2 separate regions of the Homo sapiens genome follow, and region 1 is linked to region 2. A link is a loop called in an ENCODE intact Hi-C map of the cell type or tissue named here. Cell type or tissue: endothelial cell of umbilical vein. All regions are shown on one strand. Links, peaks and the distances in the headings refer to the core of each region. The heading gives the core; the rest is flanking DNA. Region 1 overlaps LRCH1 (leucine rich repeats and calponin homology domain containing 1). Region 2 has its middle 33 kb from the start of LRCH1.

Region 1 (4,397 bases), core at 69-4,068, 200 kb before region 2:
GCCTGCCTCTACCTCCTAAAGTTCTGCGATTACAGGCATGAGAAACTATGCCTGGCCAAAACATTTTTTTAGTATACAAAGAAACAGACTCAGGGTTGTTAAGTGGCTTGCCCAACATCCAGCAGTCACTAAGTGACCTGGCTAGATTTGAAATTAGGACTGCTTGCAATGTTTCAAAGTCTGTTTCTCAAAAATGTAGAATGTTGCTTAAATTCTCCTTTAGTTACATAATATTTCTTGGGTACCTCACGAAGTTGTTCCACCAGCTCTTTCTCTTCTCTCATCTGCTCCATTTTCCTCCGGATTGTAAACTGCGGGTCTATAGATTCCAAATTTCTCTGAGGTCTTAGAAACACTACAATACAAAGGGGAAAAAAAGCCTTTATATAGTGCCTTGTCACATAGGGCTATTCATATTAAAATCAAACAGTATTTTAATTTGTCCAAAATAATTCATTTACCACTCAAAGAAACAAAGAAATTCCAAATCCACAAGAAAAGCCTGGCTCAAGTATTTTAAAAGAGACAATATTTTAAATTGTACTAGTTTGTGTGGACTAACAAGCTGTATTTTTCAGTGATAATAAACTGAACCCAGGGCAAGGTCTGGGTCACTGGGACCATTCCAAGCCACTTGCCTGACAGATGTCCTACTTCACTCATCTTCCCACTGTCTTCATTCTAAGTTTTTATTTACACTCAACCCTTTCATTAAATTCAGATAATTTATTTCAAATAAGGCTCTAGAATTGTTGTATGTATTAAAAATAAGCACAAGTTAATGTTTTTGTTGGCATAAAGTTTTTTGTAAGCCTGAGTTAAGAACTAAGTGATGATTACATATTTGAGGGTGTGGTGGAAACATTCTGCCTTCTAGACTGTCACTGGCAGACTATCTAAAAAGTTAGCCCTTTGGAGATGAGCAAGGACACCTTTTAGGAAGGCTGGCAAGATTGGAAGTAGCTGAAGGGCTCATGGCTGGCTTCAGGTTCTTGAAGTTACGACTTCCAAGAATAGTAACTAACAGCGGGGCATCCTCTGAAATGAGCTGAGAAAACACATGCCCTTCCCTATGAAGGAAAACACCTTTTAGACACCAATCAAGAAGGTAAATAATGTTCTATGCATCGGAGAATGACTACAGCAAGAGTTTTAATTAACTTTTTAATGATACAAAGCCCAGGGCAGACTTAAACTTGATTTTTTTTTTCTTCCTAGAGATTTTTATCCTTGCACATAAGATGGATGAAAGAGCTGTTCAGAGCCTTGGCTCCCCCATCCCACAGACTTTCAGATTGAGGTAGGGAGGGAAAGTCCCTCAGAAAATTTTGGGCAGAGAACTCCAATGTTAGAAATCCATACCACATAGAAGGCTGCATGGTGTACTGAAGTTACAGAAGTTTCAATCATGATGATTTAAACAATGCTGAATAAGAAAGAATGTGTAATTTTTATTCTACCCTGACATACATTTCCTATGGACCTCTTTAGAAGCTATTTCAATATTTCAGATTTCTAGAAATTAAATATGATTTACAAATAGAATACTTTGGATACAAAGACTTGAGTCCGCTCGGTGTAATCAAAAGTCCTGTGCTCGCCTAACTACAATATTTTAATTTCAATTTGTGCCTTTGAACATGCATTCTCCTTCTCACATCTCAGTATTTTCTTTCTAAATTAGTTCTAAGATTCTTGAATTCACATTCTGATGCTCTATGGAAGTTGAGAAAATTGACATATCTTAAATCGTCGACTTGAGAGTTAATGGAGAAAGAGGATGATTTAAGGTACGCAAGGCCTGTCGCCTTCTGGAATCTCAGAGAGGAGTCAGCTTGTGGCCTGGGGCCTCTGCTGGAAGCCACTGAGGGAAGTCACAGGCAAAGAACACCAAAGGCAGTCACAGGAGGGCTGTCACCAAGTCCCACAAAACCCAAACCTCACAGGACGTAGAACCAATTGTTTAAAAAGTAAAGCCAAGGTCAGTAAAAGGACAGAGTGACCAGGCAGGGAAAGATGAAAAGTTCACAGAGAAAAGGGAACTGAGGAAAACTCTGACAAATTAAGACGCATGGAAGAAACTGGAGAATGAATCACATTTTACACCATTTCAAGCAACACCAAAAAAGAGACATATATAAAAATATAAAATATAGAACTAATTTGCACCACCAAATTTACCAAAAAAAGGTCAAGAAATGCAGATAGAGTTGGATAATACACACATATGCCAGCAAGGGGCGCCTCAACACCGTTTAAACACATCGAATGTTTTCTTTGGAGCTGTTACTTTCCTTTGCCTTTTTTCTGGGGGTAATCTTATCTAATAATATTTTCAATATGTTTTTATTGGCAGATTTCAATCTGAATATGAAACTATCAGGAAGTTAAATGAACCATGAGCTTTTGTTCAACACCACATTGCCTTATTAGAGCCCTATGTGAGATATCAGGATAACGAAATGGTGTCTGGGTTTTACTTTCCTGGCATCATTTTTTAATTTTGCATTCCTTTGTATCTTAAAAATATAACATGCATGTGTGGGCATTTGCTCTATGAATGTTAGGCAACCAAAAGTGTTTTAAAAACCAATTGAACTGTATTTTTTAAAATGAACACTTAAAATTATCAGAAATACATAAAATGATCAGAAATAATGACTATATCACTATTAGTTTTCTGAATGTATTCATTACTATGACATATAAGAGAACTTAAGGCAATCTCTTTAGGCTCATAATAAATCTACCAAGTACAAAAGTGCTTGCTTATTTTGCTGGGTTTGTTACAACAGAATAACTTCACCGGGACCATTAAAGTACCTCTGATTAAATTACCTACAGTTTTTTCTTTTCTTTTAATTCCTATTTAAATAATAAATCCAGTGAACGGTCTGGGTCCAGGCTTCAGGAAATTGATCTACAAAAGAATTATTCTGCTTTTCCTTAATTTCATATCACTAAATTTCAAGAGCTCCCTTACTTAATCCAGAGGAATAAAATTTAACTTGAGGCCATGAGACAATATTAAGAAGCAGCCCCCACTGTGAGCATGTATTTTTCAAGTCAAATGCTCCTGTGACTGTTGAAGTGTACATAAGAAAAAAGATGGGTGAGAGAGCAGAGTGTGTGTTATGAGTGTGTTGAAAGAGGTGAAGAGGCGGTGATTGGTTTTGGGGGGCGGGTGGAGAGACACAGTCTCACTCTGTTGCCCAGGCTGGAGTGCAATGGTGCGATCTCGGCTCGCTGCAACCTCAACCACCTGGGCTCACGCGATTCTCCCATCTCAGCCTCCTGAGTAGCTGGGACCACAGGCCTGCACCACCATGCCTGGCTAAGTTTTATATTTTTAGTAGAGGTGGGGTTTCGCCATATTGCCCAGGCTGGTCTGGAACTTCTGGACTCAAGTGATCTACCTGCCTCAGACTCCCAAAGTGCTGGGATTACAGGCGTGAGCCACCGTGCCTGGCCAAGGTAGGCAATTTAAGATGAAGGAAAAAAAATAAGTTCTGCTTAAATTAAGCCTATAGTTTAATTACTGTATGTTGTATAAATAACATTTATTTTTATTTTGTTTTGAGATGGAGTCTCAGTCTGTCGCCCAGGCTGGAGTGCAGTGGCACGATCTCGGCTCACTGCAAACTCCGCCTCCCAGGTTCAAGAGATTCTCCTGCCTAAGCCCCCCAGATAGCTGGGATTACAGGTGCCTGCCACCACGCCTGGCTAAATTTTGTATTTTTAGTAGAGACAGGGTTTCACCATGTTGACCAGGCTGGTCTTGAACTCCTGACCTCAAGCGATCCACCTGCCTCAGCCTCCCAAAGTCCTGGGAATTCAGGCGTGAGCTACTGCACCCAGCATAAATAACATTTAAAGAATGAAAAAGATTTGCACATATACGCAATTTACTTAGCAGAAGAGATAAGCATGGACCCTGCAGGGTATAATGAAATGCTTACGTAGAATATCAAATTCATACTTGCAGATATAGGTCAAATTCCACTGATCTTTCCATCATTTTCTGCCTTTTCTTTCACTCTTTACCCCATCCTCATCTCTGAGCTGGGAGTAATCTCTGTCTTCTGTGAGCATACAAAATTCTTTTATCTGTGTCTCTCCCATGGCACTCACCACTTTCTATCTTACAGTAGAGTGATATTTCGCTCCATTATGGATCTGTAAATGTTTATGTCTGTTTCCAACTTGTACCCTCTATTCCTGCCCCACAAAGCAGTGAGTGGGGCAGAATGAGTTTGTTGAACGAGTAAATGAAACAAACGTTTCAAACACTCCCTCACTTAAAGCTCAGTCTGTTTGGAGAACGTCATTGCAAAGATTATTCTATTCTGATGATCAGTCGCCTGAGTTTTTCCTCTTATGAATAATCTCCTAAACTT
Region 2 (4,397 bases), core at 222-4,221:
GTTAACTGAAAACTTCAATAAAAACAAATAACTTTTAAATATTTTTCTTCATATATTCTTGGCTTCACATTCATTTTTTGAGCACCAACTATGTGCTGAGCACATTGCTAAGCCTTTTGCATGCTCTGCTAGGCATGCTCCATTTGCTTTTCCAGATTGACTTTTCCTCCTGGTCTGGCACAAGCTGACCTTTCATAGATGACATCATTTGAGCGCCACTGACTGGTTCATAGTTGAGCATGACTACTGGGAGGCAACAGTTAGAAGGACAGGAGGCAAAAGAGGCTAGTTTATTCATCCCCAGCCTGAGCTTCGGGTACTGAAAATTCAGGACCTGTATTAGGCTATTAGTAGCCCCGGGGTAGCTTACAACCCTGTGTGACTTCCCTTAACCCTGCTCACACTTTTGTAACTAATCCATCAAACAGATGGCCCTTTAGAGTGTGCCATCTGTTTTTTGTTGTTTTTTTTTTTTTTTTTTTTTTTCTGTAAACTGACTGATGCATGTGATTATTTCTGATGGACTATAACCAGAAATGACATAGTCACTTTGAGGCCAAAGTAGTAAAAAGCCAGTGTGGCTCCTCCATTCGTCAGGAAGTAAAAGCCTCTTAGATGTTAGATTGCCATTTGGAAGAGGCCCAGGTCCTTGATCACTTTTGGAGGAGAGCCACCTTTTCCTCCCACCCTCAACTGTGACGTAAGCAAGAAGTAAATTTTTGTCAGATTAAGCCGCTGAAATTTTGGGGTTCACTTGTTAATGCAGCAGAGCCTATCTTATCCTGACTAATTCTCTCATTTAATCCTTATAACCTCCTTATGAAGTAGATACTTACATTAACTCTCATTTTATAGATGAGAAAACTGAGATGTTATGAGAAAACTGAGATGCAGAGAACTTAAGTAACTTGCAACCAGACCAGAAGGAACAGAGCTGTGCTCAAACTCAGGTCTTTCTGACACTAAAGTCCAAACTCTTAACAGAAGATAGCATGGTTTTCCCCTAAACCACACTCTTTTGTGTGGCATGGAAGGTATGTCTCTTCTTCACACTTAGGAAAATGCACTTGCTGTCAGTGAATCTTGCAAATGGCATGAGACCAGAACAGGCATACTGGTCGGGCAAAGCAGTTGATCCAGCAAATGTTTACAGGACTGTCCTAAAGCCTGGAAACTCATAACTAGCCCTGTAATATCCTTGCTTAGCTCCCTGACCTGGAAAAGAGGGATATAGGATTTACTTTCTTGCCTAAAGCTTATGACATTATCTCTGTGTGAGTATCATACTTTTCCATTTTCCTCTGATATAAAAACAGCCCTTCTCGGCTGGGCAGAGTAGCTTATGCCTGTAATCCCAGCACATTGGGAGGCCAAGTTGGGTGGATCACCTGAGGTCAGGAGTTTGAGACCAGCCTGACCAACATGGTGAAACCCCATCTCTACTAAAAATACAAAAAATTAGCTGGGCGTGGTGGCGGGCACCTGTAATCCCAGGTGCTCAGGAGGCTGGAGCAGGAGAATCACTTGAACCCAGGAGGCGGAGGTTGCAGTGAGCTGAGATCGCGCCACTGCACTCCAGCCTGGGCGACAAGAGTGAAACTGTCTCAAAACAGAAAAAAAAAAAAAAAAAGGAAAGAAAAGAAAGCAGCACTTCTCTCTTTGTTGTGCCTGTTGAGTACATTTCTTTAGAGAGACTAGGGGCTCATTTATAGCTATTTATTTTAAAAATAAATATGACTCAGTGCACTTCATGCTACTGTATTGTAGATTTTAAAATGGTAAGAATGGTAAATTTTAAGTTATGTGTATTTTACCACAATAGACTCTTCTGTTCAATCTTAGCTTTTGATTGATTAAGGTACAGAATTGCACCTTTGCCATGGATTATTTGCTTTGGAAAATACATGTCCTGTGCATTTTCAAGGTTTCATTGTCAGCTGGAGGAAACAGGCTTTGTCATTTGCAGGAAAAAATTATTGACTGTAGGTCAGATCAGTTCCTTGCATTCAACAATAATGACTGTTTTTCTGTTACCAAAGGAAATTCAGCTACACTGTGACTTCTGAAATTTTGTGCATAGGAAGGAAAAGCCAAAGGGGTGCTTGCTGGCCCCAGCCGGAAATGTGACCTATTGAGCTTTCCTAAGGCGATGAGGTCAGAGAAGTCCTTTATCCTCCTAAGCTAGATGTAGTAAGCCTCAGCAGTTTGCATTCTATGGTTTTGTTGAGGATGAACTGGAAGACTCAAATTCTGACTCAAATGCTCTGTACATTTTCCCATAATCATTTTGTACTGGCTTCTTTCACTGAGCTTTCAATGGATCTGGAGTAGGACTTTGTGTATGGAAACCTTCCTATCCTATTTATATTTTCTTTGACATGATGATGGTTCTTGGAATAGAATGCAGGAATTTACTTTGGAAAGGCCAACAGCCCTATTTCGAATAGTGTCTGAACCAATACATATTTGCCTAGAATCCTTTAAAGAATGGACATGTTGGGTAAAGTGGGAGTTTGGGGTCAGATTCTCTGTGTGGTGTCTGAAGATCAAATACACAGGGAAGGAGACTAGACTGTGGTGGCTTCCACATCTATGATTCACTCTCTATTTGGCCTGTCCGTGCCTCGGTGGTCAATGTGTCCAACAGACCATGCCAAAGGATTGCCTTTTCCCCATTTTGTACTTAGGGATGACATGTTTTAAAATATTCATGCATTTCTATAAAGAGGATGAGAACTGTCAAGCCAGTATGAACCTCTTATTTTACAGCTTAGGCACTACTTATCCTCCACTAACCAACCCGATTCACTTCACACCCTGTTCCTGCCCTGCTCTGTTCCCCAAGAACCCCACATATATTACATCATGGGACTCCCTTGCAGGTAAATTTGGCCAACCTTATTCTTCATCGAGGGGAGAATGAGGTCAGGGTACTTCTCACCTACCACCTGCTTCCTTGCTTTGGCACCATGGTCTGGCAGGGTCCAAGGATTTCCTCTAATGTGGCTTCAGCACCTGTTGTGTGGTCCCCCTTGATGGCTCCAGGTTTCACCAGGTTCCCAGCCCTTCAGACCCAGATGTGGCAATGACTTCCTGCTGTGCTTGTCTCTATATGTTTCTAGACCCGCTTTGGGTCTCTTAAGCCTGCCTGTGGAAACAGTTCTGTCCTTCAAATCTCTAAGTCTCGAGAGAGGCGTGCTCTCTGCAGCCTGCAGAGGCCTTGGCTAAGGGATTTTTAGTTCCAATGAGCCCTTGCCTTTTTGGGTCAAAGTTCTTGATGCCATGAAGTTGTAACTGTATAACCTGGAGACTTGTAGAGCCTTGGGCCACTTTTAATGTTTTAATATTGACAGTCCTATAGTTTGTGGCAAAGAAATTTTACCCTGAAAGATATTATCTAACCCCTTGCTACCCAAAGTATGACCTGTAGACCAGCAGCGTTGTCCTTGCCTGGGAAATGCAGATGCTGAGGCTCCACCTCAGACCTACTAAGTCACAGTCTGCATTTTAACAAGATTCCAAGCCACTAAGATGCACATTAACATTCTTTTTTTCTTTTTTTTCTTTTTTCTTTGAGATGGAGTCTCACTTTGTTGCCAAGATGGAGTGCAGTGGCATGATCTCAGCTCACTGCAACCTTCGCTTCACGGGTTCAAGTGATTCTCCTGCCTCAGCTTCCCAAGTAAGCTGGGACTACAGGCACATGCCACCACGCCCAGCTAATTTTTGTATTTTTAGTAAAGACGGAGTTTTGCCATGTTTGCCAGGCTGTTCTCAAAACTCCTGACCTCAGGTGATCTGCCCTGGCCTCCCAAAGTGCTGGAATTACAGGCGTGAGCCACCGCGCCCGGCCAAGAGGCACGTTATTATTTAAGAAGTACTCATGAAACCCACAGATTACTGAGATCATTGAATATTACTCCACAGGAGGATCCTAGCTCTGAAAGGGCTATTTCAACAGGAGAGTGGGGCATTTTGTGAAGTAGCCCAATGATTGCTTTGTGTACTCCAGGCTGAGGAAAGCAGAAAAAATTGGGGTTGTGTACCCTTTTAACACTCTTTCCTTTCAGATATCTCAAGTAATCCTGTTCAGTTTTCCTTCTTTAGCCTAACTCTTAAAAAAAAAAAATCTAAAAAAGTCATTCTCTCTATAGTATAAATTAGTGGGAAGATCCATTTTATATTCAATCAAAAGCAAACATTATCATTATTTTTTTTTCAAGATGGTGTCTTGCTCTGTCGCCCAGGCTGGAGTGCAGTGGCACGATCTCAGCTCACTACAACCTCTGCCTCCTGGGTTCAAGTGATTCTTCTGCCTCAGCCTCCTGAGTAGCTGGAATTACAGGCACGTGCCACCACGCCCAGCTAATTTTTTTGTATTCTTAGTAGAGATGGGG

Evidence for each region. A loop is a pair of places that touch in the nucleus more often than their neighbours do. Peaks named below come from ENCODE experiments on the same cell type or tissue, not always from the same donor. Only the 100,000 strongest peaks of a DNase experiment are listed, where the experiment ranks them.
Region 1: a loop joins it to region 2, with 5 times the contacts of the local background. A loop is called at or near these places in 1 of 110 quality-filtered maps.

Annotation. Positions count from the first base shown.
Region 1 is chr13:46,719,179-46,723,575 of GRCh38, reverse strand. LRCH1 (leucine rich repeats and calponin homology domain containing 1) reads right to left here. Exons shown (of 20, transcript NM_001164211.2): 17 at 246-355. Among named protein-coding and RNA genes, the nearest start is that of ESD, 76 kb to the left of the region's middle. In endothelial cell of umbilical vein, for the core only: a CTCF peak has its summit at 2,244; a DNase peak (open chromatin) is centred at 2,295; H3K27me3 peaks cover 302 bases.
Region 2 is chr13:46,518,054-46,522,450 of GRCh38, reverse strand. No RefSeq gene overlaps it. Among named protein-coding and RNA genes, the nearest start is that of LRCH1, 33 kb to the left of the region's middle. In endothelial cell of umbilical vein, for the core only: no CTCF peak of the experiment used is centred there; a DNase peak (open chromatin) is centred at 2,070.